2 separate regions of the Homo sapiens genome follow, and region 1 is linked to region 2. A link is an interaction called in ENCODE POLR2A ChIA-PET data of the cell type or tissue named here. Cell type or tissue: HepG2. All regions are shown on one strand. Each heading gives the region's core, and the rest is flanking DNA. Links, peaks and the distances in the headings are about the cores only. Region 1 overlaps TYRO3 (TYRO3 protein tyrosine kinase). Region 2 holds the start of LOC105370791 (a long non-coding RNA gene).

Region 1 (16,247 bases), core at 3,115-11,114, 51 kb before region 2:
ACTCCCCTGAGTTTTATGCCCCTCTCCCAGCTCTCCACCCCCAGTCTCCTCTCTTACTGCAAGAAGAGCTGTCCAAATCTGCCATGCCTAAGGGGGCAGCATGGAAGATGTGTCTAAGGTGCCAGGCATGGTGGCGTGTGCCTGTAGTCCCAGCTACTCCGGAGGCTAAGGCCAGAGGATCACTTGAGCCCCCAGGAGTTCCAGGCCAGCCTGGGCAACATAGAGAGACCTCCCCGCGACCAATCTCAAAAAAAAAAAAAAAAAAAAAAAATTCCTAAGGAGCCTGAAAAAGAGAAGCACCGCCTACCTCTCAAGCTAGATGCCTGTTCTGCTGTTGACCTAATCATAAGGGGCCTGTGGGAACCTTCTGCGTGGAGGACTTCAGATGTAAACAGACTTGTGATTTGTACAGTAGGAAGCCAAGAGGTGGCAGGGCTCACTCCTCACTCCCCTTCTCTCCTAGGTGTGCCATTTTTCACAGTGGAGCCAAAAGATCTGGCAGTGCCACCCAATGCCCCTTTCCAACTGTCTTGTGAGGCTGTGGGTCCCCCTGAACCTGTTACCATTGTCTGGTGGAGAGGAACTACGAAGATCGGGGGACCCGCTCCCTCTCCATCTGTTTTAAATGTAACAGGTGAGCAGCCTCAGAAGGGGGCTGGGAGTGGAGAAGGAGCTGGGTCCTGGAGGGCACTGAAGCTGGCAGTTTCAGCCACTGAGCTTGCGGTTGTGAGCGTCCAGAGCAAGCCCCAGTGTCTGGGGACGTGAGCTGCACCATTACTAAGCTCATTAGTCAGGTGTGCTAGGCTGGCTGGGTGGGCTGATTAGTGGTGATCCTGCTGTGTGTGCTTAAGGAGGGTGTGGGGCCACCTTTGGTTCACAGCAGTCCAGGCCATGCACAGCTGGCCCTCAGAGATGAATTGTATGAGACCAGGGGCACCCATCCCCCACCCCTCCCAAGGAAAGGAGCCAGAAACCAGCCCACGCAGAACTAGGGAGGAGTATCTGGCAGACACTGAGAAGACAAGACTCTCAGGCTGCAGAGAGGGGAGAGGAGGGAGAGAGAAGGGGTAGGGGGAGGTTAGCACAAAGATACAGGGCCTCCTCCCCTAATGGCGCTTTCCGGGAAACCTCCACACGTTTTCTCAAACAACTGTGTCTGTCCATACCTCTGCACAGTCACACCTGCACACCCACCTGGGCCCCAAGTTTCTTGGGCACATACCCTCACATGCTTGTAAGGCTTGCTTATTTGTGAAACAAAGGCTTGCTTATTTGTTTCTGGTTGAGGCTTGAATTGGGCAAAAAAGATGGGAGTCTGAGCTTGGTCTCATGTGCTGGAAGGTGCCAGGGAAATGGGCGCTGAGCTAGGTTCTCCAGCAATTTGAATCTTGACAAGAGGTGGACTATGAGACCTCTTGGAAGCAAGTGCAGGTCCTGTTCAGGAGGCGCTGAGTTGGAGCAGATTAGAGAGGAGGTTGGGTTCACTTCCTTCCAGGTGTGCGTGGTTGGGACCCTCAGGCAGGCAGCCTGATAATAAGCACTCACTGAACTCCTACTCCACACCACACTGTGCTAGGCACCACAGGGGACAGAGGGAATACAAAGGAAATAGAAGCTAAAGAACTGAGTATAACTGGGGAGACAAGACATGTGCATAAAGAGCTGAGAACTACTGCAAGGCAGAGAGTCTGCAAATAACAACCCCAAGGGGGCACAGAGCAAACAGAAGGGCTCACTCTGGTATGCGCAATAAAAGAGTGACCAGAAAAGGGGGGCAATTTGTGCTGTGTGTGGGAGATGGGATGGAGGTGGGAGGGTGGTATAACGTTTCTCAAGGGCTTATTTAGCATGCCGTGCACTTGACACACATTACCTGATTCTCACAATTCTCCCATTTGAGAGATGAGAAAACAGAGCCCTCTCCAGGCTCACCAGACTCTAGTGTCCCTGTTCATTTCACCGTACCTCACTGCCCAGCCCCTTCCTTTGGCAGGAGGGATTTAAGGATGTTCAGACCAGAGCCTGAGTATTCCCCTTTCCCAGTCCCGCACTGAGTGGGGTTGCTGCTTGGGGAGCTGACTGAGGTTTTCTGGCCCCAGGGGTGACCCAGAGCACCATGTTTTCCTGTGAAGCTCACAACCTAAAAGGCCTGGCCTCTTCTCGCACAGCCACTGTTCACCTTCAAGGTAGGAGGGCTGGCAGGGAGGAAGGGTGGATGAGGCCAGGGGCATTCCCAGCGAGCTGTCCAGCAGTTAGAATCATTCTGTGTTCCAGCTCCCCTTGTGGTCCTGCTGGGATCTAGGGAGCAAGGGGTTAATTGGCATAGCTCCCATTCCTAGTGGGAGCACCTGAGACCCTGCGTGGCTGAGATGAGAATAGAATCCTGACGTCACAGCAGATTTCCCATCACGAAGCAGAGTCCTTGGGAGGGAGGGAAGGAGGGAGGGAGGCAGCAGGAGATGGTCAAGGCCCATGCCCAGCCTTGTTTCTGCCCCTCCCTTTGAGGGGATGGGGGTGGGGAAAACAGCCTAGTACCGGATGGAGGAGACCAGAGGGCTGGTGTACAGAGAGAGGGGGAGGGAGAGGGTGTCTGCAGGAGCCAGGCTGTGGCTGCAGGGGCAGCTGCCTGTCTCTCCCTTGTATCTCCCAAGCCTGAGGTGCTGCCCCCACATACCCTCTCATCTTATTCCTCAGTTACACAGGGCCTTCGTGGCAGGGAGAGGCAACCTCTCTCCACAGCCCAGGCACTCTCCCAGGTGTGAGCAGCTGTGCCCTACTGGTTGCTTATTTGTGTACTACTGTGATCCTGGGAGTGCTGAGTAGCCGTCTTTAGGTTGGGGATGCCCTGGACCCTCAGAGAGACTCAAGGCTTGACTCCCATGCCTCCTGCTGCCTCTGCTCATATCCCTACTGGGCACTGATTCTGAGTCCCCGTCCACAGCACTGCCTGCAGCCCCCTTCAACATCACCGTGACAAAGCTTTCCAGCAGCAACGCTAGTGTGGCCTGGATGCCAGGTGCTGATGGCCGAGCTCTGCTACAGTCCTGTACAGTTCAGGTAGGCTCTCCGGGCCGGGCCATGCTCGTTCTGGCTGCATGGCCAGCACTTTGTTGACAGGGATATCACACTCACTAGCCAGCTCCTGGGGGCTTGGTCTGCAGCTCTTTTCAGGCTCTGCTCCTTAGCAGGAAGAACACAGGCCACTGTCTCTTATCATGGGGTGCTCTGGCAACTAAGTGACTTTGCAGATTGGCTCAAACTCATGCATTCATAAGGTTGGAAAGCAGATCACTAGAACAGATTTGGGGTACCTGGAAGGTTTTTCTTTCTTTCTTTTTTTTTTTGAGACAGGGTCTCACTGTTGGCCAGGCTGGAGTGCAGTGGTGCCATCTCGGCTCACTGCAACCTCCACCTCCTGGGTTCAAGTGATTCTCCTGCCTCAGCCTCCCCAGCAGCTAGGATTAGGATTACAGTCATGCACCACCACGCCCAGCTAACTTTTTTTTTTTTTTTTTGTATTTTTAGTAGAGACTAGTAGTTCACCATATTAGCCAGCCTGATCTCAAACTCCTGACTTCAAGTGATCTACCTGCCTCAGCCTCCCAAAGTGCTGGTATTACAGGCATGAACCAGCACACCCAGACGAGTTTTTCTTACTTAGGTGAAAGCTCAAACCTTTGCTGATACTCACCCTATCATGCTCCACCTTACCCCCCAACCCCCACTCAAGCCAAAGAGAACAAGATGACCAGAAGGGGCCCTAAGCCTTGGAGAGTGGAAAAACTGTGTAAGGTGATACTAAAAACAAGAGGCAATGCAGGCTTGCTCATTTTCATCCGTTTACTCAAAGGCCATTTAATGAGTACCTTTCAAAACTGTTCTGGGCAGTTCCCCTGGGCAGGAGGGGCCCCTGCTCTGGGCTCCACCATTTAGAGAACCCTACTGAGGTTGGGCACAGTGGCTTATGCCTGTAATCCCAGCACTTTGGGAGGTGGAGACGGGAGGATTGCTTGAGCCTGGGGGTTCAAGACCAGCCTGGGCAACATGGCAAAACCCTTTCTCTACAAAAAATACAAAAATTATCCAGGCACAGTGGCATGCGCCTGTACTTCTAACTATTCAGGAGGCTAGAGTGGGAGGATGACTTGAGCCTGAGAAGTCAAGCCTGCGGTGAGCCGAGATCATGCCACTGCACTCCAGCCTGAGTGAGTGACAGGGCAAGATCCTGTCTCTATTAAAAAAAAAAAAAAAAAAAAAAAAAAAAAGAGGATCCTACTCTGGCCCTCCTTTGGCCACACCCCTTTCCCCGGGGCAAAGAGCCTACAGGGCCAAGAGGATATGCCCATCCAGATGGCAAGGACCCCCTCACTGCCACACTATACTATAGCTATTCAGGATCTCTTGCCCTAATGGTTCTGAGTCTGCTTCTGGGGTCTGTGTGGGCCTTTTCCCTGTTCCATCTTCCCAAGGATGGACCGCAGTGTGATATGACCACCTCTAAGCCCAAGGGGCAGCCATTCGTGAGGGGGATGGGAATGGAGCTTGGATATGCAGTCAGCATTGTCCACGCCTGTGCACATGAGGCCCCTCATGGTGCAGACCTTGGCTTCAGGCCAGCTCTTCCAGTGCCTCCTCATTCTGACTCGGGACTCCAGGGATTTGGAGAGTTACAAATGCAAACCTGATCTCCCAGGTTGTTTTGAAGGTTTATTGGTCAAAATATTAAGAGAGAAACTATTTAATAGTTTGTTAGCTGATTTATAATGTTTAAATATTTAGACATATAGTACGTGGATCTCTTTGTACTCTTGCCCTGGGCCCCCAAAATGTAAGATGAAGGGCTGGTTCATAGTGCCCTAGGCTCCCAGTTTTCTCTGAGCTTCAGAAGCTCTAGAACTTTGGAGTGGCATGTAAACAGGCACAGTAAGTGGTAAGTATACCCTAAGAGTTTCGTACCAAGTACAAAAGGACAAGAGTTTTCTGGAGTGGTTGAGAAAGGCTTTCACCAAGAAAGTGATATTTGCACTGAGTCTTAAAGGATGAGTAGGCCTTTGCTAGGAAGAGCAGGTCATTCCAAGTGAAAGGAACAGCATTTGCAAAGGTATGAAGATGTGGAACCCTGTGTATTATTGGGGTGGGGGCAGATGGGAGGGCGTGGGTTGCAAGTGTTTGCTGATAGAGGAAGCATTCATTCAAGCACCCATAACTATACCCATCCCATCTTCCATCTCTCACAGGCTCTCCCCTACATCATTAGTTTTCTGCTTTTCTGTAGGTGACACAGGCCCCAGGAGGCTGGGAAGTCCTGGCTGTTGTGGTCCCTGTGCCCCCCTTTACCTGCCTGCTCCGGGACCTGGTGCCTGCCACCAACTACAGCCTCAGGGTGCGCTGTGCCAATGCCTTGGGGCCCTCTCCCTATGCTGACTGGGTGCCCTTTCAGACCAAGGGTCTAGGTAAGGGATGCATAGAGCAGAGCGGGTGGGCAGGGCTGGAGCCGGGAAGGGGGCCGTGTTGGCTGGAGTTCTGAATGGTGCTGGTAGAGATGGAGGTTCAGGCATCATTCGGCAAACATTTACTGCATATAACTACATACCACCTTGTAAGTAGTTCTTGTAGGTGGAACAGATAAGCAAACTGGAAAAGATCAGATAATGTGGTTGATAAAGAGTGTCCCCAGGTGGTTAAGGAAACCCCCCCTAAAAAGGTCTGAAGGATAAAGATCTGAAGGATCTGGGATCTGAACGATAAAGAAGAAGCCATGTAAATATCTGGGGGAAAATCACTGCCGGAAGAAGGCACAGCAAGTGCAAAGACCCTATGACAGGAACTTGCTTGGCAATTGCAAAGAGGCTGGCATAGCTGTGAGAGGGGAGTGGTAAGGGGTGAGGCAGAAAGGCAGTAACCATGGTGATGAAGAGCAACACTGCCGAGCTGGGGTGCTGCCTGTCCTGCCCATTGCTTACCCCTCCCCCAGCACAGTGGGTGAGAGCAGTCAGAGCTGGGAGGTGAACCCTTCCCCAGTTTGTGCCTCTCAGAGCTGTTTAGTTCTTGGGAGTTGATTCCAAAGGTCTGCATGGAATTATGATGGTGGGAAGGGCAGGGGTCTTAGCAATCTTCTCTCTTTGGCTGCAGCCCCAGCCAGCGCTCCCCAAAACCTCCATGCCATCCGCACAGATTCAGGCCTCATCTTGGAGTGGGAAGAAGTGATCCCCGAGGCCCCTTTGGAAGGCCCCCTGGGACCCTACAAACTGTCCTGGGTTCAAGACAATGGAACCCAGGTAAGACAGAACCCTCCCCTCTCTCCACTCTCCTGGAGTATAAGCCTTCAGGGTTCTAAGGCCTTTAAGAATTTCAAAATGATTGTCTTTGGTGGGCCTGGGTCTCCCGCAGCCCCAGGGAATCCTTTCCTCCTCACCCTCCTCTGCAAGCTCCACTTCTCAAAGGATTATGTCTCCTGTTAGGGTTGCATCCTGTGTGCACTTTGTAAATAAAGCAGGAAGCACATTCCTGCTTGAGCTGGGGGAGGGCACAGATAAGGCTTTGTCCCCAGCTCAGTTCGCTCCCATCCCCCACCTGTGCATTCCGGGACTGAGCCTTGTTTGTGTTCTGGAGAGGCCCCTGCAGCCGGGAACAGGAATGTGATTACTCCCAGAAGGTTGTGTTCCTGCAGCCCCTGAACCCACAGTGCCCCTATACTCCCATGTTCCCAGCTGGACCTTTTTCTGTCCTCAGGCCCCAGCTGGAGGCCTTCTCCCCAGGCTCACTATGGGGTGGGGGCTTTTCCTGGCTGCAGGATGAGCTGACAGTGGAGGGGACCAGGGCCAATTTGACAGGCTGGGATCCCCAAAAGGACCTGATCGTACGTGTGTGCGTCTCCAATGCAGTTGGCTGTGGACCCTGGAGTCAGCCACTGGTGGTCTCTTCTCATGACCGTGCAGGTGAGGCTTGTAGGTGGAGAGGGGCAGAGGCTCAGGGGATCAAGGTTTTCAAGGGCAACCTAGACTGATGGGAGGAGCCTAGTAGCATCTCCCCTCCTAGTAGACCCACAGACAGAGTGAAGAAGTTGAGGCCAGGGCTGTTTAAACTATCTTGGCTGGGCATGGTGGCTCATGCCTGTAATCCCAACATTTTGGGAGGTTGAGGGATCGCTTGAGGCCGGCAGTTTGAGACCAGCTCTGGCAACATAGCAAGACTCTGTCTCTACAAAAAAATTAAAAAAAAAAAAAAAAAACAATTAGCCTGGTGTAGTGACATATGCCTGTTAAGCCCAGCTGCTCCAGAGGCTGAGGCAGGAGGATTGCTTGAGCCCAGGTGTTTGAGGCTGCAGTGAGCTATGATTGCACCACTGCACTCCAGCCTGGGCAACAGAGTGAGTCTGTTGTCTCTAAAGAAACAAACAAATAAGGCCAGGAGTGGTGGTTCACACCTATAATCCCACAACTTTGGGAGGCTGAGGTGGAAGGATTGCTTGAGTCTAGGAGTTTGAGACCACCTTGGGCAGCAAAGTGAGACTTTACCAAAAAAATTTAAAAATTAGTCAGGTGTGATGTTGCACACCTGTAGTCCCAGCTACTTGGGAGGCTGAAGTGGAAGGATTGCTTGAGCCCAGGAGGTTGAGGCTGCAGTGAGCTGCAACTGTGCCCCTGCACTCTGGCCTGGGCAACAGAACAAGACTGTGTCTCAAACAAACTATATCTCATTCTCCTCTCTCTGCCCCAGAACTGGCATAGAAATCCATGGTCACCCTCTAGGTCACAACAGCCAGGGCCTGTCTCTGACCAGGTAGGAAGGACTCTTAGGCATTCCTCTGGAGCCCCTTTCCCTCAGGACCCTTATTGACCTAGAGGAGCCCCTTGAACCAGCTGGATGGCCATCCTGGGAAAGTTCTGAAGGGACCTCATGGTGTCATCCTAGCTCATGCCACTGCACCTCCCTCCCACAGGCCAGCAGGGCCCTCCTCACAGCCGCACATCCTGGGTACCTGTGGTCCTTGGTGTGCTAACGGCCCTGGTGACGGCTGCTGCCCTGGCCCTCATCCTGCTTCGAAAGAGACGGAAAGAGACGCGGTTTGGGTAAGGGGATGGGGATGTGGAGGGAGAGGCAGGTAATGATGAAAGACCTTGGAGCTGACCCCAAATCCTGGGTTTTCCTTTAGGCAAGCCTTTGACAGTGTCATGGCCCGGGGAGAGCCAGCCGTTCACTTCCGGGCAGCCCGGTCCTTCAATCGAGAAAGGCCCGAGCGCATCGAGGCCACATGTGAGTGGTGGGTGATCGTGGGAAGGACAAATGGGCTGTCTTGTGCCCCATCTGCATTCTTTTACCAAATTATTAATTTGACTGATATGTCTGAACATCAGTGAGCCCCAGGCACACAAATCTGCCTGTGTGGAGTTCACCACCCCAGCCGTGGGAGACCTAAGCTCATCTCTATGCTCTGAGGGCAGAGTCTGGGGTATAAGAGGCTGGGTTTTGGCTCAGGAATCAGAGATCCCTCTTTCCCACAAACCCTTTCCCCACAGTGGACAGCTTGGGCATCAGCGATGAACTAAAGGAAAAACTGGAGGATGTGCTCATCCCAGAGCAGCAGTTCACCCTGGGCCGGATGTTGGGCAAAGGTATGTGAGGCTGTGTGGGGATGGGCATGGCTGGTTTGCTGTAGCTGGAAGTGTTTGGTTGCCCCTGTCACTTTGAGGCTGTGGGTTTGGGTCGGTTGCCGTAAACAAGATATGCTTGTAGACTCCTGAGTGTGGGATGTTTGTGGGGAATGGTGGCTGGAGACAGGGAGGGCTGAGGAGCTGCTCCCAGCATGCTCTTGCTTTGGCTACTGGCAAGGGTGCCTTCTCCACTGGCCCCAGAGTCTGCTGACTGTGTTCCCATGGAGGGTCACTTGGGAGGAAGGTTGGCAGGGAGCAGAGAGCCAAGGAGACTCTCCCTTACTTGGATTGGTTCCTAGGAGAGTTTGGTTCAGTGCGGGAGGCCCAGCTGAAGCAAGAGGATGGCTCCTTTGTGAAAGTGGCTGTGAAGATGCTGAAAGGTGAGTGGGGGATAGCTGTAGCCTGAGGGCATCACTTGGAAGGGTAAGAGGGGCGACTGACCCTGAAGCAGGCTCTGCTTTGCCCCTAGATTTTCCAAGAAGAGCTGGGCAGCACTAACTGGGATGCTCTTTACCACACGAATAATTCACAAGCATAAACCCAAACATACATATTCATGCCCAGCCATTGCTCTCTGCCATCGGCAGTGACTGTCCTCTGAGTCCCCTCTTGGGTGATTACAGCTGTGGTTGGTTGACCTGCTGGGCTGCCCAAACCAAAGGGAAGGGAAGGCATTAGCAAGTGGAGAAGTTGCTAAGTATCACCACTCCTTGGGGGTTTCTCCTGCTCATGGCTGGGCTGTTTCCTGGGCTCCCTGGGAAGCCTAGGACATCTGAAGGACAAGACCTAGGAGGCCTGGGTCAAAACTAGGGGCACATCTTGTTTTATTTCCTCCTTCCCCATCCCCTTCTCCTAGCTGACATCATTGCCTCAAGCGACATTGAAGAGTTCCTCAGGGAAGCAGCTTGCATGAAGGAGTTTGACCATCCACACGTGGCCAAACTTGTTGGTGAGCCCATTTTTGGGGGAGGCAGATAGAGAATAGGGCTAAAAATATGCTCTACCAATATGAGATGGCAGCCTATAGGAGAGACTTTTGGACTCATCTGGTAAATAAATAGATGGCAAAATAGCAAGGAGGGTCCTGGCAGAAATCTGAGGTGAGGAGTGCCAAAGGTCTGCACATGAAGACTGTGTGGCTGGATGTGGTGGCTCATGCCTATAACCTCAGCACTTTGGGAGGCTGAGGTGGGAGAATTGCTTGAGGCCAGGGGTTTGAGACTAGCCTGGGCAGTATAGCAACAGCCCACCTCTATTTAAAAAAAAAAAACAAAACAAAAAACATACACACACACACACGTATACAAAAATTAGCTAGGTGTGGTGGTGTGCACCTTTGTCCAGCTACCCGGGAGGCTGAGGTGGGAGGATCATTTGAGCCCAGAACATTGAGGCTGCAGTGAGCTGTGATTGCGCCACTGCACTCCAGCCTAGATGACAGAGCAAGATACTGTTTCAGAAAAAACAAAGACTGCTTGTGTGGACAGAGAAGGAAAGGAAGGGGACAGAAGATGCTCCAGGGATATGGGAGCAGCCAGAGTCCCTCCTGGGTAGTCCCCAGACCAGTGTGGAGCCTGTGAAAAAATAAAAAATAAATAGCAGAGCCAGAGCTAGAGATGGGACCCAGCAGGTGGGGACTTATGCAGACACCTGAACTGCCCCTTGACCCTTCTATGCTCAGCTCCTGACTCTCCCTTGTCCCAGGGGTAAGCCTCCGGAGCAGGGCTAAAGGCCGTCTCCCCATCCCCATGGTCATCTTGCCCTTCATGAAGCATGGGGACCTGCATGCCTTCCTGCTCGCCTCCCGGATTGGGGAGAACCCCTTTGTGAGTACCTGGTGTGGGGGTGGCCAGGAGGAAACGGGTGGGAACACAGGGCCTGGAAAGGCATAGAGACCCTGGCAGAGAGGGGCTTGCTGGGTAGGGCTGATGGAGCTGGGTGGGAGTAGGAGGGGTCTGAGTTTGAATCCTTTTAATCTAGCAGGCTTTCTTTTCTCTCACAAAACCCTGCTGAGAAATATAGGCTGGGCAAGGGCCCTTTCTAGAGGGAGGGACTTGTGGAGCCCCAGGGTGGGGGAGTCTCGTCTTCCAGGCTCCCTCTTAGGCTAGCCGAAGCTTCCTTGCCTTGGGAAGGCCCTCCATCCCCTTCCTTCCTTCCAGTGATTCTGGGGACAGCCTTCAGGCTTTCTGGCCAGGGACCCCCATCCATCCTGCCCCAGCTGGGTGGGCAGGTTAAGCCTGAGCTTGGCCTGTCTGTCCACTAGAACCTACCCCTCCAGACCCTGATCCGGTTCATGGTGGACATTGCCTGCGGCATGGAGTACCTGAGCTCTCGGAACTTCATCCACCGAGACCTGGCTGCTCGGAATTGCATGTACGAATTCTGGAGGACTCGAGGGTGGGAGACAGCAGCAGGTGCCAAGAGGAGCTAGCTGATGGTCGGCTCCTGCCTGGGACAGTATCTGCTATGCATGGGGGTAGCTTGGGAGCAAAGATGCAAAGATGTCCTGGCTCTTGTGGGCCTGTGAGCATGGCAGAAGGCTGACTCTCTCCCTCAATGCCCCTTGTAGGCTGGCAGAGGACATGACAGTGTGTGTGGCTGACTTCGGACTCTCCCGGAAGATCTACAGTGGGGACTACTATCGTCAAGGCTGTGCCTCCAAACTGCCTGTCAAGTGGCTGGCCCTGGAGAGCCTGGCCGACAACCTGTATACTGTGCAGAGTGACGTGGTGAGCAGGGTGGCCCGTGAAGCTTGGTGGGGACGAGTGTGAGAGCAGACCTTTAGGATCCTTAAGGGCCTAGCCAAGTCTGCTCTCTGGGGTTTGGTTGCCCCCTGATGAGGCCCTGAGCCCCAGGTTGTGCTTGTCTCAGAGCCATGGCTCTCTGCCTGGCTCAGGACACCTAGTGACAGCTTCTCCCCCAACCTCGATTCTGTCCCAGTGGGCGTTCGGGGTGACCATGTGGGAGATCATGACACGTGGGCAGACGCCATATGCTGGCATCGAAAACGCTGAGATTTACAACTACCTCATTGGCGGGAACCGCCTGAAACAGCCTCCGGAGTGTATGGAGGACGTGTGAGTATCCTGGGAAGGGGGCTCTGGAAGGAAAGGGGAATCTGGAGTTTTGGCTGATGGCTGCCACCACAGTTGCCTCAACTGGACCTTTGTTTTTTGATAGAAACATCCTTGTAGTTGGAAGGCTGCACTCCACCTCATACTCACTGTTCATCTACCACCTCCCTGTTTTCTTTCTTTCCCCCTTTCCCATCCCAGATTTCTTGCTTTAGCCTTTGTCTATCAGTCTCTTTTCTCCAGTTTGTAAGGAGAACCAGGAACCCCAAGAGCAGAAGGCACAGTGCTGAGTAACAGTGTGGGAGGTTTCCCTGCCATCTTCCCACCCGTCATTCCTTTTCTTTTTTTAATTTGTATTTATTTTATTTTATTTGTTCTACCCTAGTGAATACAACCTTTGTCCTGGAGACCCCAGCTAGTCTAAGAAAACTTCCTAGGCTGAGCTCTCTTGGGAATCTAAGATAAAGAACTGAGATCCTGGGAAGAAGGGAACTGCCTCCTCTTCTTTCTGCAAGCCCAAAGCCCTCGGGACTGGGCAGGCAATGATACCACCCACTTTGCTACAGTGATAACAGACCCTGTGACAAGATAATGGGAAGTGTCACTGACATTAGCTGGGCATTTAGGCATTCTTTCAGGTAATCTTCCTCTGACCTTATGAGGAAAAGACTATTATTTATCCCCACTTTGTAGATGAGAAAATAGGATTAGAGAGATTAAGTAACATGGCCAACGTCACAGAGCTAGTAAGTGAATAAGTTGGAATTTGAACCTAGATCCCTGTAGTTTTAGAATATATACTCTTAACTCTTTATGACAACAACTGTGATTTGTCTGTTCTAGTCTTACACTCCCACTCCATCCAAGCCAAGGGCTCCCTAGGCCTTCAGACAACCTTTTGTGAGTATTTTTTGTTTTGTTTTTTGAGACAGGGTCTCGCTTTGTCACCCAGGCTGGAGTGCAGTGGCGTGATCTCTGCTTACTGCAGCCTCAACCTCCTGGGCTCAAGTGATCCTCCCTCCCCAGCCTTCCAAGTAGCTGGGACTACAGGCACGTGCCACCACACTCGGCTAATTTTTGTATTTTTGTAGAGACAGGGCTCCGCCATATTTGTCAAGCTGGTCTTGCGCTCCTGGGCTCAAGGGATCCATCTGCCTTGGCCTCCCAAAATGCTGGGATTACAGGTGTGAGCCACCACGCCCAGCCCAGAGGACCTTTCATGAGCCCCAGGGGGAGTGGGAGCCACTGTGACCAGAGAAAGAATCTGCTCCATTTCTTGCTCTGGGATTGGACTTCCAGAGGGCCGAGGTCATGGACAGGCACAGGAAGGCTCAGCCTGATGGTGGGGTCCTTCCCTTGGACAGTGGGTTTGAAGTGCCCTGAGCCTGGGCTGTGGGTAACTCACCTACACCTGAGAGGGAAATCTTGAGTAGACAAGCCAGGCCCTGGCCCTCCTGTTCATTCAGCAGAGCTCAGGGCATGGCAAGGGGCAGGAAGCTCACATCTCCCTGTGGCTGCAGCCTGCTTCAGTTCTAATCTGGCGCTGTAGAAGCTCTGAAGGGCAGTGGGGACCAGACCCCAGCGCAGCCTCCTCCCCAGCTGGAGCTGGTGCTGTCAATGGAGAGTGGGCAGGCACTGGCCTCACCCAGGCAGCCTGGTGGACAGGCGCCAGTTGGCTCCTAGCACAGCCTTGAGGACGTGTCCCAGTCTGGCCATGTACCCACGGCCCCAGACCATTCCCATTCCCACGACCTGTTCAGTGTCTGGCATGATTACTGCCATTACTGGTGGCCCCTGCTGGGGGTGTGCTGGTGTGTGAGGCAGTGCTTGGGGCTCTTGTCATGGGCATAGGCAAGAGAGTCAGGCATTTGCATTCATTGGACTTGGTCTCAGCGTCTTTCCATTAGGTTTTTGGTTTGTTATTTTTCCACCTGAGCCTGAGGCATTCCTTGGGCATCCTGAGTGATAGGCTTCAGGGAATTTATAAGGTTCCTGAAATTGTATGTAAAAAAGCATTCCTGGCAGGGGACGGTGGCTCACGCCCGTAATCCCAGCGCTTTGGGAGGCGGATCTCCTGAGGTCGGGAGTTCCAGACCAGCCTGACCAACATAGAGAAACCCCGCCTCTATTAAAAATACAAAATTAGCTGGGCGTGGTGGCGCATGCCTGTAATGCCAGCTACTTGGGAAGCTGAGGCAGGAGAATCACTTGAACCCGGGAGGCAGAGGTTCTGGTGACCCGAGATCACACCATTGCACTCCAGCCTGGGCAACAAGAGCAAAACTCCATCTCAAAAAAAAAAAAAAAAAAAAATTAATTCCTGTTGGCAGGAGAGCTGGAAGCTTTTTCCAGATACTCAAAAGTTATATATGAATAGTGAGGACTTTTTCTTTTTTTTGAAATGGAGTTTTGCTCTTGTCGCCCAGGCTGGAGTGCAATGGCACAATCTTGGCTCACCACAACTTCCACCTCCTGGATTCAAGCGATTCTCGTGCCTCAGTCTCCTGAGTAGCTGGGATTACAGGCATGCACCACCCTGCCCAGCTAATTTTGTATTTTTAGTAGAGACGGGGTTTCTCCATGTTGATCAGGCTGGTCTCAAACTCCCGACCTCAGGTGATCTGCCCACCTTGGCCTCCCAAAGGGCTGGGATGACAGGTGTGTGCCACCTTGCCCAACCAATTTTTGTATTTTTTAGTAGACACGGGGTTTCATCATGTTGGCCAGGCTGGACTCGAACTCCTGACCTCAAGTGATCCACCTGCTTCGGCCTCCCAAAGTGCTGGGATTACAGGCATGAGCTACTGCACCTGGCCTGATTCAGTAGGTTTCCTTTTTTTTTTTTTTTTTTTTTTTTAAAAAAAAAAAAGAGAAAGGGCCTCGCTCTGACAGCCAGGCTGGAGTGCAGTAATGCAATCACAGCTCACTGTAGCATCAAACCCCTGGGTTCAAGAGATCTTCTGCCCAGCCTCCCTAGTAGCTGGGATTACAGGTACTTACCACCATACCTTGCTTATTAATTTTTTTTTTTAATAGAGACATGGTCTCGCTATGTTGTCCAGACTAGTCTCGAACTCCTGGGGTCAAAGGATCTTTTAGCCTCAGCCTCCTGAGTAGCTGGGACTACAGGTGCATACCACTGTGTCCGGCTGCACGGTGAGGAATTACTGAGTAGGTACTGCCCACTCAGCACAGGAGGGACTTCGGAGTCAACCCCCTCGCTTCAAATCACAGCTCTGTCACTTTCCACGTGTGTGACTTTAGTCACGGTTCTTAACCTCTTTGTGCATGTTTCCACATTTGTAAATGTGGAAATGATTTCTATTTGATCATTGCTTTCATAGGGTTGTTGTGAGAAATAATAAGCTAGGATGTGCCTGTAATCCCAGCTACTCAGGAAGCTGTGGTGGGAGGATCACTAGAGGCCAGGAGTTTGAGACCAGCCTGAGCAACATAGCAAGACCCTGTCTCTACAAATATATTTTTTATTTATTTAATTTAATTAATTTATTTGTTTGTTTATTTATTTTGAGATGGAATTTCACTCTTGTTGCCCAGGCTGGAGTTCAATTGTGCAATCTCGGCTCACCGCAACCTCCACCTCCTGGGTTCAAGCGATTCTCCTGCCTCAGCCTCCCAAGTAGCTGGGATTACAGGAATGTGCCACCATGCTGGGCTAATTTTTTTTTGTATTTTTAGTAGAGATGGGGTTTCTCCATGTTGGTCAGGCTGGTCTCGAACTCCTGACCTCAGGTGATCTGCCTGCCTTGGCCTCCCAAGGTGATCCCACCTCAGCCTTCCGAGTAGCTGGGACTACAGGCGTGTCTACCAAGCCTGGCTAATTTTTGTATTATTATAGAGACAGGGTTTTGCCATATTGCCCAGGCTGGTCTCGAACTCCTGGGCTCAAATAATACCCCCCTTCGGCCTCCCAAAGTGTTGAGATTACAGATGCGAGCCGCTGTGCCCCACCAGGGAATAAAATTTTTTAAAACCCTAGTGCCATATGATGAAGGGGCCCCTGCTTTTGAGGGAAGGGCTCCTGCCTTTTCTCACGCTTCTCTCCACCCCAGGTATGATCTCATGTACCAGTGCTGGAGTGCTGACCCCAAGCAGCGCCCGAGCTTTACTTGTCTGCGAATGGAACTGGAGAACATCTTGGGCCAGCTGTCTGTGCTATCTGCCAGCCAGGACCCCTTATACATCAACATCGAGAGAGCTGAGGAGCCCACTGCGGGAGGCAGCCTGGAGCTACCTGGCAGGGATCAGCCCTACAGTGGGGCTGGGGATGGCAGTGGCATGGGGGCAGTGGGTGGCACTCCCAGTGACTGTCGGTACATACTCACCCCCGGAGGGCTGGCTGAGCAGCCAGGGCAGGCAGAGCACCAGCCAGAGAGTCCCCTCAATGAGACACAGAGGCTTTTGCTGCTGCAGCAAGGGCTACTGCCACACAGTAGCTGTTAGCCCACAGGCAGAGGGCATCGGGGCCATTTGGCCGGCTCTGGTGGCCACTGAGCTG
Region 2 (16,247 bases), core at 5,083-13,082:
CCATTACCCTAATCAAGATAGATAACCTTTTTTTTTTTTGAGACAGGGTCTAACTGTGTTGCCCAGGCTGGGGTGCAGTGGTATGATCTCAGCTCACTGTAGCCTCAACCTCCTGGATTCAAGTTATCCTCCCACCTTAGCCTCCCCAGTAGCTGGGACTACAGGTGTGTGCCACCACACCCAGCTAATTTTATTTTTTGCAGAGATGAGGTCTCACTATGTCATCCAGTCTGGTCTCAGACCCCTGGGCTTATGTGATCCTCCAGCCTCAGCCTCCCAAAATGCTGGGATTACAGGTGTGAGCCACTGTGCCTAGCTGATACAGAACATTTCTGTCACCTCTAAGTCCTCTTGTGCCCCTTTGTCGTTGATTCTGCCTCTTCCCACAGGTAATATTGTTGTGATTTCTACTCCCGTATGTTTTGGTTATAGATTGTTGTATCTGTAGATCGTTTTGTCACCCCAAAACCCAGTGGCTTAAAAGAATAAAAATCATTGGCTGGGCGCGGTAGCTCATGCCTATGATCCCAGCACTTTGGGAGGCCGAGGTGGGTGGAACACGAGGTCAGGACTTCAAGACCAGCCTGGCCAACGTGGCGAAACCCTGTCTCTATTAAAAATACAAAAATTAGCTGGGCGTGGTGGCAGGCGCCTGTAATCCCAGCTACTCGGGAGGCTGAGGGAGGACAATCGTTTGAACCCAAGAGGTGGAGGTTGCAGTGAGCTGAGATCGCGCCATTGCACTCTAGCCTGGGCGGCGCGAGACTCTGTCTCAAAAAAAAAAAAAAAAAAAAAAGAATAAAAATCATTTATTTGCTCATGATTTTGCAATTTGGTCATGGTTTAGTGGAATCAATTTGTCTGCTTTGTGGGTCACCTGGGGTAGCTTGACTGGGGCTGGAGAATTCACTTCACTTACATGGCTGGAGAGTTGGGATAGGCTCTGGGCTGGGAGCTCAACTAGAACTGTCTTCCACGTGGCTGTTTGGGTTTCCTTACAACATGGTGGGTGAGTACCAAGAAGGAGAAAGTTGAAGCTACCAGTGCTTGTAAAGACCAGACGCAAAACTGGTACAACATCACTTCAGCTGTATTCTACTGACCAAAGCAGGCATGAGCCTAGAAGAAATTCAAGGGGATGGAAAAATAAATTCCACTTTTCAGTGGGGAGAGTGACAAAGATGGGCCATCTTTATTCCACCACATCATAGATTAATTTTGTCTGTTCTAGAATGTCCTACAGAATGGAATCATACACTGTGTTTTAATATATGTCTGGCTTTTTTTGCTTATTATGTGTTTTGAGATTCATCTATATTGTTTTTTCCTTTTTTTTTTTTTTAAATAGAGATGGCTGGGGGGTTTCACTATGTTGCCCAGGTTGGTCTTGAACTCCTGGGCTCAAGTGATACTTCCACCTCAGCCTCCCAAAGTGTTGGGATTACAGGCCTGAGCCACTGCACCCAGCCATTCAACTATATTGTTGATATATCAGCAGTTCATTCCTTTTTATTGACAAACTCCAGAACTCCATTCTTTTTTTTATTGCTGAATATAGTCCATTGATAATCAATTTGTTTACTTATTTATCTGTTGATGGACATTTGAGTTGTTTCTAGTTTTTGGTTATTATGAATAAAGCTGTTATAAAATTTTTAATACAATAGTTTTTTGTGTGCTGGGCACAGTGGCCCAGGCCTGTAATCCTAGCATTTTGGGAGGCCGAGGTGGGTGTATTGTTTGAGCTCAGGAGTTCCAGACCAGTCTGAGCAACATAGCAATACCTTGTCTCTACTAAAAATAAAAGAAATTTTAGCTGGATGTGGTGGCGCACACCTGTAGTCACAGCTACTTGGGAGGCTGAGGCTGGAGGATTGCTTGATCCTGGAGGTTGAGAGTGCAATGAGCTGTGATCACGCTACCGCATTCCAGCCTGGGCAACAGAGTGAGACTCTGTCTCAAAGAAAGATACAAAGTTTTTTGTGGATATATGTTTTCATTTCTCTTGAGTAAATACCTAGGAGTTAAATTGCTAGGTGATAGAGTAAGTATATGTTAAATTTATAAACAATTGTCAAGCTGTTATCCAAAGGGTTGTACCCTTTTCTTTTTTTTTTTTTTTGATGGAGTTTTGCTTTTCATCCAGGCTGGAATAAAGTGGCGTGATCTTGGCTCACTGCAAACTCTTTCCCCCGGGTGCAAGTGATTCTCCTGCCTCAGCCTCCTGAGTAGCTGGGATTATAGGCGCCTGCCATCACGCCTGGCTAATTTTTGTATTTTTTAGTAGAGACAAGGTTTTGCCATGTTGACCAGGCTGGTCTCGAACTCCTGACCTCTGGTGATCCACCCGCCTCACCCTCCCAAAGTGCTGGGATTACAGGTGTGAGTCACTGCGTCTGACCAATTGTACGATTTTTTAATAGAGATGGGCTTTCACTCTGTTGTCTAGGATGAAGTAAAGCAGTGCAATCCTACCTCACTGCAGCCTGAATCTCCTAGGCTCAAGAGATCCTTCGACTTCAGCCTCCCAAGTAGCTGGGATCACAGGTGCACACCACCACTCCTGGCTAATTTTTAAATTTTTTTGTAGAGATGGGGTCTCACTATGTTGCCTAGGCCGAATTGTAGCAGTTTATACTCCCAGCAGCAATGTATGAGAGTTTTAGTTGCTACAAATCCTAGCCAACACTTGTTATTGTCAGTCTTTTTATTATTTATTTATTTATTTTTGAGATGGAGTCTTGCTCTTGTTGCCCAGGCTGGAGTGCAATGGTGTAATCTTGGCTCACTGCAACCTCCGCCTCCTGGGTTCAAGTGATTCTCCTGCCTCAGCCTCTGTAGCTGGGATTATAGGTGCCCACCACCACACCTGGCTAACTTTTGTATTTTTAGTAGAGACGGGGTTTTACCATGTTGGCCAGGTTGGTCTCGACCTCCTGACCTCAGGTGATTTGTCCGCATTGGCCTCCCAAAGTGCTGGAATTATAGGCATGAGCCACCACGTCTGACCTTGTCAGTCTTGTTAATTTTAGACATTGTAGAGGATGTGAACTGGTATCTCTTTGTGGTTTTAATTTGTATTTCCCTAATAACTGGTGGTGTTATGCATGTTTCATATGTTTATTGACCACTTGTAGATTTTCTTTGGTAAAATGTCAGTTCGTTTACTCATTTAAAAAATATTGGCCATTGAACACTTTCTGTTTTATGGAATGAATTATTTCCTGATTCTAGAACTGCAACAGGCTGGGCATGGTGGCTCATGCCTGTAATCCCAGCACTTTGGGAGGCCGAAGCGGGCGGATCACCTGAGATCAGGAGTTCGAGACCAGCCTGACCAACATGGAGAAACCCTGTCTCTACTAAAAATATAAAATTAGCCTGGCGTGGTGGCACATGCCTGTAATCCCAGCTACTAGGGAGGCTGAAGCAGGAGAATCGCTTGAACCTCGGAAGTGGAGATTGCGGTGAGCTGAGATCGTGCCATTGCACTCCAGCCTGGGCAACAAGAACGAAATTCCGTCTCTCAAAAAAAAAAAAAACAAAACCAAAAAACTCAAAAAACAAAACTGCAATAAAGCCAATTGAATTCTTTAAAAAAATATATATATTGGCCAAGACTACACTTTCAGGAATCATTTCTATAGTTTGTTACTAGAGAAGTTTCTCTGAATACGTAGAGCAAAATATATAATAAGACAAAAAGGGGGCCAGGCGCAGTGACTCATGCCTGTAATCCCAGAACTTTGGGAGGCCGAGGCAGGTGGATCATCAGGTCAGGAGATCAAAACCATCCTGGCTAACATGGTGAAACCCTGTCTCTACTAAAAATACAAAAAATTAGCCAGGTGGAGTGGCACACGCCTGTAGTCCCAGCTACTCAGGAGGCTGAGGCAGGAGAATCTCTTGAACCCAGGAGGCAGAGGTTGCAGTGAGCTGAGATCGCACCACTGCACTCCAGCATGGGTGACAGAGCGAGACTCCATCTGAAAAAAAAAAAGAAAAAGAAAAAGAAAAAAAGGCCTGTGGGCTGGGTGTGGTGGCTCATGCCTATAATCTCAGAACTTTGGGAGGCAGAGACAGGTGGATCAACCTGAAGGCAGGAGTTCGAGACCAGCCTGACCAACAAGGTGAAACCCCTGTCTCTACTAAAAATACAAAAATTAGCCAGGCGTGGTAGCAGGAGCCTGTAATCCCAGCTACTAGGGAGGCTGAGGCAGGAGAATCGCTTGAATCTGGGAAGCAGAGGTTGCAGTAAGCCGAGATTGTGCCACTGCACTCCAGCCTGGGTGACAGAGCAAGAATCTGTCTGAAAAAAAGAAAAAAAAATGAGAAAAATATATTGGTCAGCCTGGGCAACATGGCCAAACCCTATCTCTACAAAAAATACAAAAAATTAGCCGGGGTGGTGCTGCATGCCTGTAGTCCCACTTACTCCCTAGTAAGTGGGAGGCTGAGGTGGGAGGATTACTTGAGCCCAGGAGGTTGAGGCTGCAGTGAGCTAAGCAGCTGTGATCTTGCAACTGCCCTCCAGCCTGGGTGACAGAGTGAAACCCTGTCTCCAAAAAAAAAAAAAAAATTGGATTTTTGTTTTATTATTATTACAGGGTTTTTTATTTATTTATTTTTTTTAAGACAGAGTCTCACTGTCGCCCAGGCTGGAGTGCAGTGGCACGATCTCAGATCATTGCAACCTCTGCCTCCCAGGTTTGAGTGATTCTCCTGCTCAGCCTCTCTTGTAACTGGGATTATAGGCTCCTGCCACCACGCCCGGCTAGTTTTTCTTGTTGTTGTTGTTGTTTTTTTTTTTTGTTTTAGAGGAAGTCTCACTCTTGTCCCCCAGGCTGGAGTGCAATGGCGCAATCTTGGCTCACTGCAACCTCCGCCTCCCGGGTTCAAGAGATTCTCCTGCCTCAGCCTCCAGAGTAGCTGGGATTACAGGTGCTTGCCAACATGCCCAGCTAATTTTTGTATTTTTAGTAGAGACCGGGTTTCACCAGGTTGGCCAGACTGGTCTTGAACTCCTGACCTCAGGAGATCCACCTGCCTCGGCCTCCCAAAGTGCTGGGATTATAGGCGTGAGCCACTGCACCTGGCCATTTTCCTGTATTTTTAGTAGAGAGGGGATTTCACCATGTTGGCCAGGCTGGTCTCGAACTCCTGACCTCAGGTGACCACCTGCCTCGGCCTCCCAAATTGCTGGGATTACAGGTGTGAGCCACCGCACCTGGCCTATTACAGGGTTCTTAATATATTGTGGATTTTTGTCCTTTGTTAGATATATGTATTGTGACTACATGTTAATGACTCAGAAGTCTCAATATTAAAATATTAATTATTCATGAATTGATCTATAGATCCAATGCCATTCCACTAAAAATCCTAATTTTCATAGAAGTTGATGAGCCAATTCTAAAATTTACATGAAAATGCAAGGGCCAAGTGCAGTGGCTCACGCCTGTAATCTCAGCAATTTAGAAGGTCAAGGCAGGAGGATTGCTTGAGCCTAGGAGTTTGAGACTAGCCTGGGCAACATGGTGAGACTCCTGTCTCCATAAAAAAACTTCAAAAATTAGCCAGGTGTGGTGGTGCATAACCCTAGCTACTTGGGAGGCTGAGGTGGAAGGATTCCTTCAGCCTGCAAGGTCCAGGCTGCAGTGAGCCATGTTCATGCCACTGCATTGCAGCCTGGAATAGCCAAAACAGTTTTGAAAAAGATAAGTTGAAGGACCTATACTACCGACCTCAAGACATATTATAGTTACAGAAATTAAGGCAGCATAGCAGTAGTAAATGGACAAATTAGGTCAGTTGAACAGAATACAACCTAGAAATAGACCCAAACATATATAGACAATTGATTTTTGACAAAGGTGTTATGATGGACCAGCCTCTAATGATGGACCCTAATCTATCAGGTCACACTCAATAGAGATTACGTGGCATTGAATATCATGATTCCTACCTCCAGGTATTCACATCCATATGTAATCTCTCTTGAGTGTGGGCTGATAGGTGTCAGAGGATGTCACTACTAGAGTTAGGTTTAAAAGAGACTATGGCTTACATTTTGGGGTAACTGTATCTCTCTTGGATTGTTTACTATCAGTAAAGCTAGCTGCCATGTTGTAAGGTAGGCCTGTGGAGAGGCCTATGGGGCAGGGAACCAAGGCCTGCCAAGAAGCACAAAGGAGCTTGGAAGCAGACTCCCCTCACGTTGAGTCAAGCCTTCAGTTGAGACTACAACCCTGGCCAACAGCTTGACTGGAACCTCTTGAGACACTCTGAGCCACTGGCAACCTGGTATGCTGTGCCCAGATTCCTTAACCACAAAAACAATGAGGTAATAAGTATTTGTTGTTTTAAGCTGCTAAATTTTAGAGGTAATTTGTTATACAGTAACAGACAACTAATACAGATGTCAAGGTACTTCAAAGAGGGAAAATAATGTTCAACAAACAGTGTTGGATCAACTTGACATCATTATGAAATAAATGAATCTCAACCCCTACCTCACACCATACACAGATTTTTTAATTTTTATTTATTTTATTTATTTATTTATTTATTTATTTATTTATTTATTTATTTATTTTGAGATGGAGTCTCGCTCTGTCGCCCAGGCTGGAGTGCAGTGGCACCATCTCAGCTCACTGCAAGGTCCGCCTCCCGGGTTCACACAGGTTTTGTAGCCTGGCAAAGTTACTGGAATGGTGGTGATACTACCCATGTAGAGGAATGCTGTAGTACTTGTGTGTAGTGGTGAAGGGACGGATAATTAGCTTGGCTTTGGAAATGCTGAGTTTCAGATGTCTATGGGAAGTTCTGCCTAAGCGAATCCCTCCCTTTTTTAAGGGTAAATGATGAAGCTAGTAGAGGTTCTATGGAACCACTGGAAGGAGGCCAGGAAGACAGCATCCGAAATATTGTTATATAAGTGAAGAGCGAGTTTTGAGGTGTCTTTACTTTGAGATATTCATATAAAAATTTTTAGTCTCCTTGAAGTTCAGGCACAGGTGCCCTCTCTAATCGTCTATCAGCATTATTTTACTGCAATAATGTCTACAGCTCAGCATTTTAACATGTTAAGAAAAAAAATGAAATGAAGGTGGGAGACAATGTAAATATATATACCAACAGATGGGCAGTAGTCACCAAGGATTCCAAAAAAGATCTGTGGTACACGAATCTGTTAGTGTTCCTCTAGCACTGTCTAGGGGAGAAACAGAATAGTGGAGAAAAAAGATTCAACAATGTGCTGTATTGCACAGAGTACAGGGTGCTAGTTTGAATGCAACCTTACCACTAACGAGCACTCACATTCATAGAGTTCATCATATTTATCAGGGATTATGACAGGTGTTCTAAATATTTTGATCTGAGAATCATTATGACAATCCAAAGACAATCCAGGCCGGGCGTGGTAGCTCATGCCTGTAATCCCAACTACTTGGGAAGCTGACAAAGGAGAATCCCTTGAACCCGGGAGTCGGAGGTTGCAGTGAGCTGTGACTGCGCCATTGCACTCCAGCCTGGGCAACCAGAGTGAAACTCCATCTCAAAACACACACACACACACACACACACACACACACACACACACAAGCCAGGTACAGTGGCTCACGCTTGTAATCCCAGCACTTTGGGAGGCCGAGGCGGGCGGATCATGAGGTCAGGAGTTCGAGACCAGCCTGGCCAACATGGTGAAACCCTGTCTCTACTAAAAATAAAAATTAGCCAGGCGACGTGGTGTGCGCCTGTAATCCCAGCTACTCTGGAGGCTGAGGCAGGAGAATTGTTTGAACCCAGGAGGCGGAGGTTGCAGTGAGACGAGATTGCACCATTGCACTCCAGCCTGGGCAAGAGAGTGAGACTCTGTCTAAAAAGCAAACAAACAAACAAAAAAACAAAAAAACAAAAAAACAAAGACAATCCAAACTGGCCTCAATTTGCAGTCAAAGGAACTGAAAATCAAAAAGTTCAAAAACGGGCAGGCGTGGTGGCTCACGCCAGTAATCCCAGCATTTTGGGAAGCCTAGGCAGGCAGATCACCTGAGGTCGGAAGTTCGAGACCATCCTGGCCAATATGGTGAATGAAACCCCATCTCTACTAAAAATACAAAAATTGCCAGGCATGGTAGCAGGCGCCTATAATCCCAGCTACTCAGGAGGATGAGACACCAGAATCGCCTGAACCCGGGAGATGGAGGTTGCAGTGAGCTGAGATCACGCCTTTGTAATCTAGCCTGGGCAACAGAGACTCGGTCTCAAAAAAAAAAAAAAAAAAAAAAAGTTCAAAAACCTGTTCACCACAATCAGAGTGCAGGAAGAAAAAGAGCTGCAAGTTGACATGGATCTGTCTGACTTCAAACCTTGGGTTCTTTCCACTATAGCCAATAGGTCCCAAACCCAGTTGTGCATAACAATTACCTGAAGAACGTGTTAAGATATATTTTTCCAGATTCCCACTCAAGACTGACTCAGAAAATGATACTACTAGTATAGCACTTTTCTCTGAGTTGTTGTAAGGATTATATATAATGAAGAATATTGGAATGTTTTATAAACTTCAAGTGTAACATCATATGCTTACAATTTAATGCTTTTTATTACGTATGATCATCTAATACCCTTTCTTTTGGTTTTCTAGTCAGGGAATAATTTTCTGATAATTAGGCTTATGGAGTACCTTGAAATTAGAAAAGGGTGCCCCAAACTATATTTTGGCTTGATAACCACATTATAAATGAATACATTTAATTTTTAATCTATAAATAAGAGCTCTTGAGCTTGACCATCGCTAGTCAAGTTCTTCAAGCTTAATCATCTCTTTAAGAATTGATGAAATCGTTCTAAAATCCGGCAAAGCTGAAGAATGGAGTTCAAAGCAGAAAAGGTGTGAATTGTTTTAAGTGGGGATTTCATTAGGTTTTGGCCTGAAGGGCAGTTTGTGAATATGTTACAAAGTTAATTGGTTCTGATGCATGACCACTTTTTCTGAGTTAGGAGACGGTGTTTTTTTTTTTTTCTCGTTTCCAATATACCATATTTCGTACGAGGTGGAACCAGCAACTGTGATAGACATGTCCCCGCCTCCTTTAAAACGCCTCTTGCTCTTACCACCCCTACTTTCCCCAACAGTAGCAATAAGTTTAGCAAGAAAGGTCTCATCTTCTATCCCAAGGGAAATTCTAAGTGCCATTTCCACCCTCAAGTGGGGCTCCTGGTAAGTTGCATTTAAATTAGCATTCTTTTTCACTGGCCAGGAAAGGGCTGCAGTTCATTTGCAGGCAAATACCCTTGCTGTTTTTTTTTTTTTTCCTGAATCTTTACAAAGTCACTCAGCAGGCACACACTAAACGCTTGCTCCGTGGAGAAAGGTTAAACGGTTTCCCCAAGACCACACAGATCAAACAAGTGGGAGAGGAGGGGCTGAAAGTGCCTGGTATACCTCGCCACACTCCCATAATTACCCAAACCGTCTCATTCCAAGCCCAAGGACCGGGCTTTCAAGGGGACACGAAAGGAACGCCCGGGAGGTGAGCGCCAGGAGATCGGGAGAGGTGCCTTTCCCGGCATGCTCTGCAGCACACCGAGGGGCGCCAGGCGTATCCCGGCGTGCATCGGGGAGCGCCCAAGGGCGATGGTTCCCGGCTCCTGGAGAGGCGTGCGAAGTTAAGCCGGTAGGTGCGAGCTTCCTTAGCTTTGAGCCTCTGGTTTCTCGTTTCCTCTTTATGGGTTTAAATCCATAACGGCAGAAAAGGATGGCCCTCTAACTACCCTCCCTCTCCGCGTGCGAACGACTCGGCGCCGCTTCGAGCTCGGTGCCAGGTGATTAGCGGGTAGGGGCGGGCTTGCGACCAGCACGTGACCCGAACTGGCAGCCAATGACTAGCCGGGTGGTCCAGCAGCGCGAGGATTCCGGGACCCGCGAGCGGAGCGGCGCGTGGGTCGGTTGCGGTCGGCCCCGGCAGGTATGCGCAGGCGCCTTGCTTGCCACGCGCTACGCCCGTCCCCACGCGCCTGGTGGCGTGTTCTTGGCGCGAAGTGTTAAGAGTCTGGGTGTTTTTGTGCGTTGGGGGGAAGGAGAGGGTGGCGGGGGCGGGGGGGCGCTGAGGCGTCACGTGGACGCCACAGCCAATCTCAGGCCGAGGCGCACCCACAGCTTTCCCCGGCGCCCCGGGGTGCGACGTGTTCACTGAGGTTCGACCGGGCCCTGACGGCCTGAGCGGTCTTTCGAAGCGCGTGTGCGGCCTGTAAATTCTGGCCGCGGCTTTTCGTGGCGTCCTGCTCCGCGGTGAGCACAGACGACAAGTTCTCAGCAAAATGGCTGCTGGAAAGAGTCGCCAAGCAGGGGGAGTGCTGGGGCCGCGTGAAGGTCACATGACGAGGTTGGCAGCGCGTGCTGCTGGCGCGGGGTAGGGGGAGGGTGGGGGGCGTGGCGGGTCACGTGCCTTCGACTGCGCCGGCCTGTGGTTTTCCAGCGTCTTTGCTGCGGTCGGATTGCCTGTTTTTACTCCTCCCACATCGAAGCGTGGCAAGCGTCGGTGAGAAGCTGTGTGGTGTACTGGGATGAGCCGAGATCTGGGAATTCGGAGGCCTGGGGTCCAGGCCTTTGGCTAGTTTCATCTTGCCACCCTCGGCTTCCATTTCTCATTCAGCTCGGTAGAGGAGATCACCTTTTAAGGTCCCTCATACGGCCTCTGACTTCCTCACCTCAATTTCATGCAGATAAAATAATTTAACAAATTCTTAAAAATTATAATGAGACAACCGCCACCCCGCCAAAAAAAACCCCACAGCCACTCCCCTCTCAATCATTACAATGATGTGGGAAACCTGGTGGAGGTAATTTGTTATAATATTCTGGGCATGTCTGTCTATCTTTATCATTCCCATTTATACTTTATAGGGGCCCACGACCTCATTCGAAAAATATTGTCTTTTAGACATCTAATCCCTATGTATTTTCTGGGAGGAAATCAAAAGGTAACTACTATTGTCATAACTGCGGAGATGGGGAAATAGTATTTAAAAGGGAAATGCTGATCCCCCATAACGCTGCCTAGAAGGGCCTAGAAGTCTTCGTTTCCACTTGGTGGGCTATCTTTGTAAAATTTTAGAGACCTGGTACCCACCAGCCTTTGGTATTTTTCTTGGTCTCTCCTCCCAGTTCTAGCTCGTCATTTCACCAAAGAAGGGTCAAGCCATTGGTGAAGAAAAGTATAAATTGTATGTTTTCCATACCACTGCTTATGTTTTATTATACCTTTTGATTTATCTTAAAAAGAGTCTTCGAATTTTGTGCGAACACATCTGGAAAACATTTATTGAGCAATCATAATAGCTGTCACTTTTGAGTAATTATAATAGTTATCTTTCTGGCTTGGTGTTCTAAATACTTTCTACTGTATTTAATTCATTTAGTTCTCATAACAAACCTACGAGGTAAGTACTGTTATCTCCGTTTTACCACTGAGGAAAATAGCAACAGAGAGATATGGCTGGCAGTTTTACATGATTCCAACCAGATTTCCTTTTGAAAATTTGCCAAATGGTTTTAAAATTCATTTGAAAAAGTAAACCTAGAAATTAAGAAACTTCTTGGAAGAGAAGAATGAGGAAAGGACTTGTACTAGAGAATATACAAATAAAGCTATGATAATCAAAATATAAGTAGCAACCCTGGAACACAAGAGTAGTGAAACAGAATAATCTAGAAATATATAAGGTTAGTGTTATAAAGATGGTATTTTATATGAGTAGGGAAGGTGTTCCAAAATTATATTGGAACAATCAACTGTTTGGAGAAAAAATGGGATTTCTACCTTAAAATTTAAATAAAATTGCCGGGTGTGGTGGCTCACGCCTGTAATCCCAGCACTTTGGGAGGCGGAGGCGGGTGGATCACCTGAGGTCGGGAGTTCGAGACTAGCCTGACCAACATGGAAAAACCCCGTCTCGACTAAAAATACAAAATTAGCCGGGTGTGGCGATGCATGCCTGTAATCATAGCCACTTGGGATGCTTGAACCGGGGAGGCGGAGGTTGCGGTGAGTGGAGATCGCGCCATTGCACTCCAGCCTGGGCAACAAGAGCGAAACTCCGTCTCCAAAAAAAAAAAAAGAATCTAGGTGAATTATTTATATATATATATATATTTTTTTTTTTTTTTTGAGAGGGAGTTTCGGGCTTGTCCCCCAGGCTGGAGTGCAGTGGTGCTCACCACAACCTCTGCCTTCTGGGTTCAAGCAATTCTCCTGCCTCAGACTCCCGAGTAGCTGGGATTACAGGTGTCTCCCACTACACCTGGCTAATTTTTGTAATTTTAGTTGAGGCGGGGTTTCACCGTGTTGGCCATGCTGGTCTGGAATTCCTGACCTCAGGTGATCCTCCAGCCTTGGCCTTCTGAAGTGCTAGGATTATAGGCGTGAGCCACCGAGCCCAGCAAATTAAATTTTTTTTTTTTTTGAGGGTCTCACTCTGTGGCCCAGGCTGGAGTGCAGTGGCATGATCTCGGCTTACTGCAACCTCTGCTTCTTGGATTCAAGCAGTTCTCCTGCCTCAGCCTCCCAAGTAGCTGGGATTATAGGTGCAGGCCACCACACCCAGGTAATTTTTGTATTTTTTTTTTTTTAATTTTATTTTTTGAGATGGAGTCCTGCTCTGTCGCCCAGGCTGGAGTACAGTGGTGCGATCTCAGCTCACTGCAACTTCCGCATCCCAGTTTCAAGTGATTCTTCTGCCTCAGCCTCTCAAGTAGCTGGGACTACAGGCAGACTATGCCGCCGCCACCACGCCTAGCTAATTTTTGTATTTTTAGTAGAGATAGGGTCCAGGTAGCTGGGACTACAGGCAGAGTATGCCTGCCACCACACCTAGCTAATTTTTGTATTTTTAGTAGAGACGGGGTTTCACTATATTGGCCAGGCTGGTCTCGAGCTGCTGACCTCATGATCTGCCCGCCTTGGCCTCCCAAAGTGCTCGGTGGGTGGCGTGAGCCACCGCACCTGGCTGATAATTTTTGTATTTTTAGTAGAGACGGGGTTTCACCATGTTGGCCAGGCTGGTCTGGAACTCCTCACTTCAGGTTTTCTTCCCATCTCGGCCTCCTAAAGTGCTGGGATTACAGGAGTGAGCCACTGCTCCTGGCCCAAATTAAATATTAAAATATAAAACGTGAAATCAGAAAATTACTACTTTAAAAAACTGGGAAAACAGTTTTCCAGTCTTGAAATAGAATGAGGCCAGGCACGTGGCTCATGTCTATAATCCCAGCACTTTGGGAGGCCCAGGTGGGAGGATTGCTCAAACCCAGGAATTCAAGACCAGCCTGGGTAACAGAGTGAGACCCCATCTGTACAAAAAAATTTCAGAATTAGCTTGGTGTGGTGGCACATCCCTGTTGTCACAGCTACTCAGGAGGCTGAGATGGGAAGATCACTTGACCTCAGGAGTTCGAGGCTGCAATGAGCTGTGACGTGTCACTGCACTCCAGATTGGCCAACAGAGTGAGACCCAGGCTCAACAAAAGAGAAAGGAGCTGTTCTACTAAGCATGACTGTCGAGGCAAATCCATAAAGACAAAGATGACAAAGATTGATACAGTTATTACAAAAAACATCTGTCTAGTTGGCAGAAACATGATAAAGTTAAAAGACAAATTTATTTATTTAGTATTCATTTGTATTTATTGAGTGTTTACTATGTGCCAGCCAATTTTTTTAAGTTTAGGAGATCCAGTAATCAGCAAAGCCTGGCAAATTGTGAGAAAAAAAAAATTGAACAAGGCTGATACAGGAGGATTCCTTGAGGCCGGGAGTTTTTTTTTTTTTTGAATCTTTACAAAGTCACTCAGCAGGCACACACTAAACGCTTGCTCCTTGGAGAGTGTTTGAGACCAGCCTGGTCAACACAGCAAAACCTTGTCTCTACGAGAAATACAAAAATCAGCTTGGTGTGGTGGCACATGCCTATAGTCCTAGCTACTCAGGAGGCTGAGGCAGGAGAATCACTTGAACCCAGAAGGTCAAGGCTACAGTGAGCCATGATTGTGCCACTGCACTCCAGCCTGGGCGACAGAGTGTGTGTCCCAAAAAATAAATAAATAAAAATAAAAATAAATAAATACGGTGCCTTTATAGAGGGGGGTACTTTGTACCTGGTAAACATGATATAGATCTCTATTAATGACTTGGAAAGCATGTGATAAGTGAACAAAGCAGATTACAAAATTATGTGATCACATTTTTGTAGAAATATACCTGTATATATCCCTTTATAGTACTTCTCCCTTATCCATGGTTTCAGTTTCAGTTATCTGCTGTCAACTGTGGTCTGAAAATATTTTGAGAGATCACATTTACATAACTTTTATTATAGTATATTGTAATATTTTATTAGTTTTTAATCTCTCACTGTGCCTAATTTATAAATTAAACTTTATTATAGGTAAGTATGTAAGTATAGGAAAAAACACTGTGTATAGGGTTCAATACTTTCCTAGGTTTTAGACATACACTGGGGGATCTTGGAATGTATCCTGTGGGGATAAGAGGAGAATTACTGTATATAGAAGTCTAAAAAGATAAATATCAAACGTAAGCTAATGGTGACATTTTTAAGCAGTAGGATTTTGGATGAATTGGATTAGAAAAAACTATTTTCCTCTTTTTTTTTTTTTTTTGACAAGTGGTCTTTCCATGTTGCACAGGCTGGTCTCAAACTACTGGGCTCAAGGGATCTTCTTGTCTTAGCCTCCCAAGTAGCTGTGACTGCAGCTGCACACTTGACTCTAAAAAAACTTTTTTTTTTAAAATTTTTTTAGACGGAGTTTTACTCTTGTTGCCCAGGCTAGAGTGCAATGGTGCTATCTCACCTCACTGCAATCTCTGCCTCCCGGGTTCAAGTGATTCTCCTGCCTCAGCCTCCTGAGTAGCTAGGATTACAGGCATGCGCCATCACGCCCGGCTAATTTTTGTATTTTTAGTAGAAACGGACTTTCTCCACATTGGTCAGGCTGGTCTTGAACTCCCGACCTCAGGAGATCCACCCGCCTTGGCTTCCCAAAGTGCTGGGATTACAGGCGTGAGCCACTGTGCCCGGCCTAAAAAAACTATTTTTTAAAAGTTTTAGATTTATAGAAAAATTGCAGACTACAAAGAGAGTTTTCATATACCTAGCTTCCCTTCCAGCTTTTCCCATTATTAAAATCTTATGTTAGTATAGTATATTTACTATAATTAAAATAATTTATTTTAGTTTTTGAGATGGAGTCTCTCTCTGTCACCCAGGCTGGAGCGCAAATGGCACTATCTCTGCTTACTGCAGCCTCTGCCTCCTGGGTTCAAGTGATCCTCCCACTTCAGCCTCCTGAGTAGCTGGAATAACAGGTGATTCTCGTGTCTCAGCCACCCAAGTAGCTGGGATTACAGGCGTGCACCACCACATCCAGCTAATTTTTTTGTATTTTTGGTAGAGATGGAGTTTCATCATGTTTCCCAGGTTGGTCTCCTGAGCTCAAGTGATCTGCTCTCCTTGGCCTCCCAAACTGTTGGGATTACAGGTGTGAGCCACCACACCCAGCCTATTATAATTAAGGAACCAATAATGATACATTATTATTAACGAAAGTCCATAGTTTATTCAGATTTCCTTTTTATCTAATGTCACTTTCTTGTTTCACTATTCCATCCAAGATAACACAGTACTTTTTGTAGTCATGTCTCCTTAGGATCCTCTTGGCTATGATAGTTTCTCACACTTTCCTTATTTTTGATGACCTTGACACTTTTGAGGAATACCAGTCAGGTTTTCTGTAGCATGTTACTCAATTGGGATTTGATGCTTTTTTCATCATTAGACTGGGGTTAGAGTACTTAGTATCAACATGATTGTCACTATTGATGTGACCTTGATCACTTGGCTGTCAGTTTTGTTTTTAAATGTTTGCTTTTCTATAGCTAATATTAATAAAATTTGTTACTTGCAATATAAAAGTAAATATCTGTTGATATTCTACACATGTCTACCAGTAGCATTTATAATAAGTAATACATTGACAAGCCTAATAATACAGAAAAAGGATAGTGGATATTATAATCAAGGAAAAATAATGACGAAGTTGCCTGAAGGGCTAATTGTAGAAAGGAATTAAAGGCGTTAGTACCATATAGCTTATTTTAACAGTCTTTAAGCTGTTTTAGGACTCTGTTTTAAGAAGAACATTCTGGTAATCAAGAATTGGA

What was found. ChIA-PET counts read pairs that join two places held together with the same protein. Peaks named below come from ENCODE experiments on the same cell type or tissue, not always from the same donor. Only the 100,000 strongest peaks of a DNase experiment are listed, where the experiment ranks them.
Region 1: POLR2A ChIA-PET joins it to region 2 with 17 read pairs; 5 of 35 experiments call an interaction of 5 or more read pairs at or near these places.

What each region holds. Positions count from the first base shown.
Region 1 is chr15:41,562,085-41,578,331 of GRCh38, forward strand. TYRO3 (TYRO3 protein tyrosine kinase) reads left to right here. Exons shown (of 19, transcript NM_006293.4): 4 at 464-634; 5 at 2,100-2,186; 6 at 2,942-3,057; 7 at 5,276-5,453; 8 at 6,133-6,278; 9 at 6,794-6,938; 10 at 7,943-8,072; 11 at 8,156-8,256; 12 at 8,520-8,615; 13 at 8,954-9,034; 14 at 9,511-9,603; 15 at 10,359-10,480; 16 at 10,918-11,027; 17 at 11,224-11,383; 2 more. The coding sequence ends at 16,192. Among named protein-coding and RNA genes, the nearest start is that of TYRO3, 11 kb to the left of the region's middle. RefSeq lists enhancers at 289-976, 2,353-3,039, 5,853-6,360, 6,361-6,866, 7,375-7,881. In HepG2, for the core only: a CTCF peak has its summit at 6,636; DNase peaks (open chromatin) are centred at 4,605, 5,947 and 6,547.
Region 2 is chr15:41,611,616-41,627,862 of GRCh38, forward strand. It overlaps LOC105370791 (a long non-coding RNA gene), which reads right to left and starts at 9,840. Exons shown (of 4, transcript NR_188233.1): 1 at 9,452-9,840; 2 at 920-1,119. It also overlaps the pseudogene LOC124903614 and a transcript of MGA not described here. RefSeq lists a silencer at 9,821-9,880. In HepG2, for the core only: no CTCF peak of the experiment used is centred there; DNase peaks (open chromatin) are centred at 9,886 and 10,316; H3K4me3 peaks cover 1,306 bases.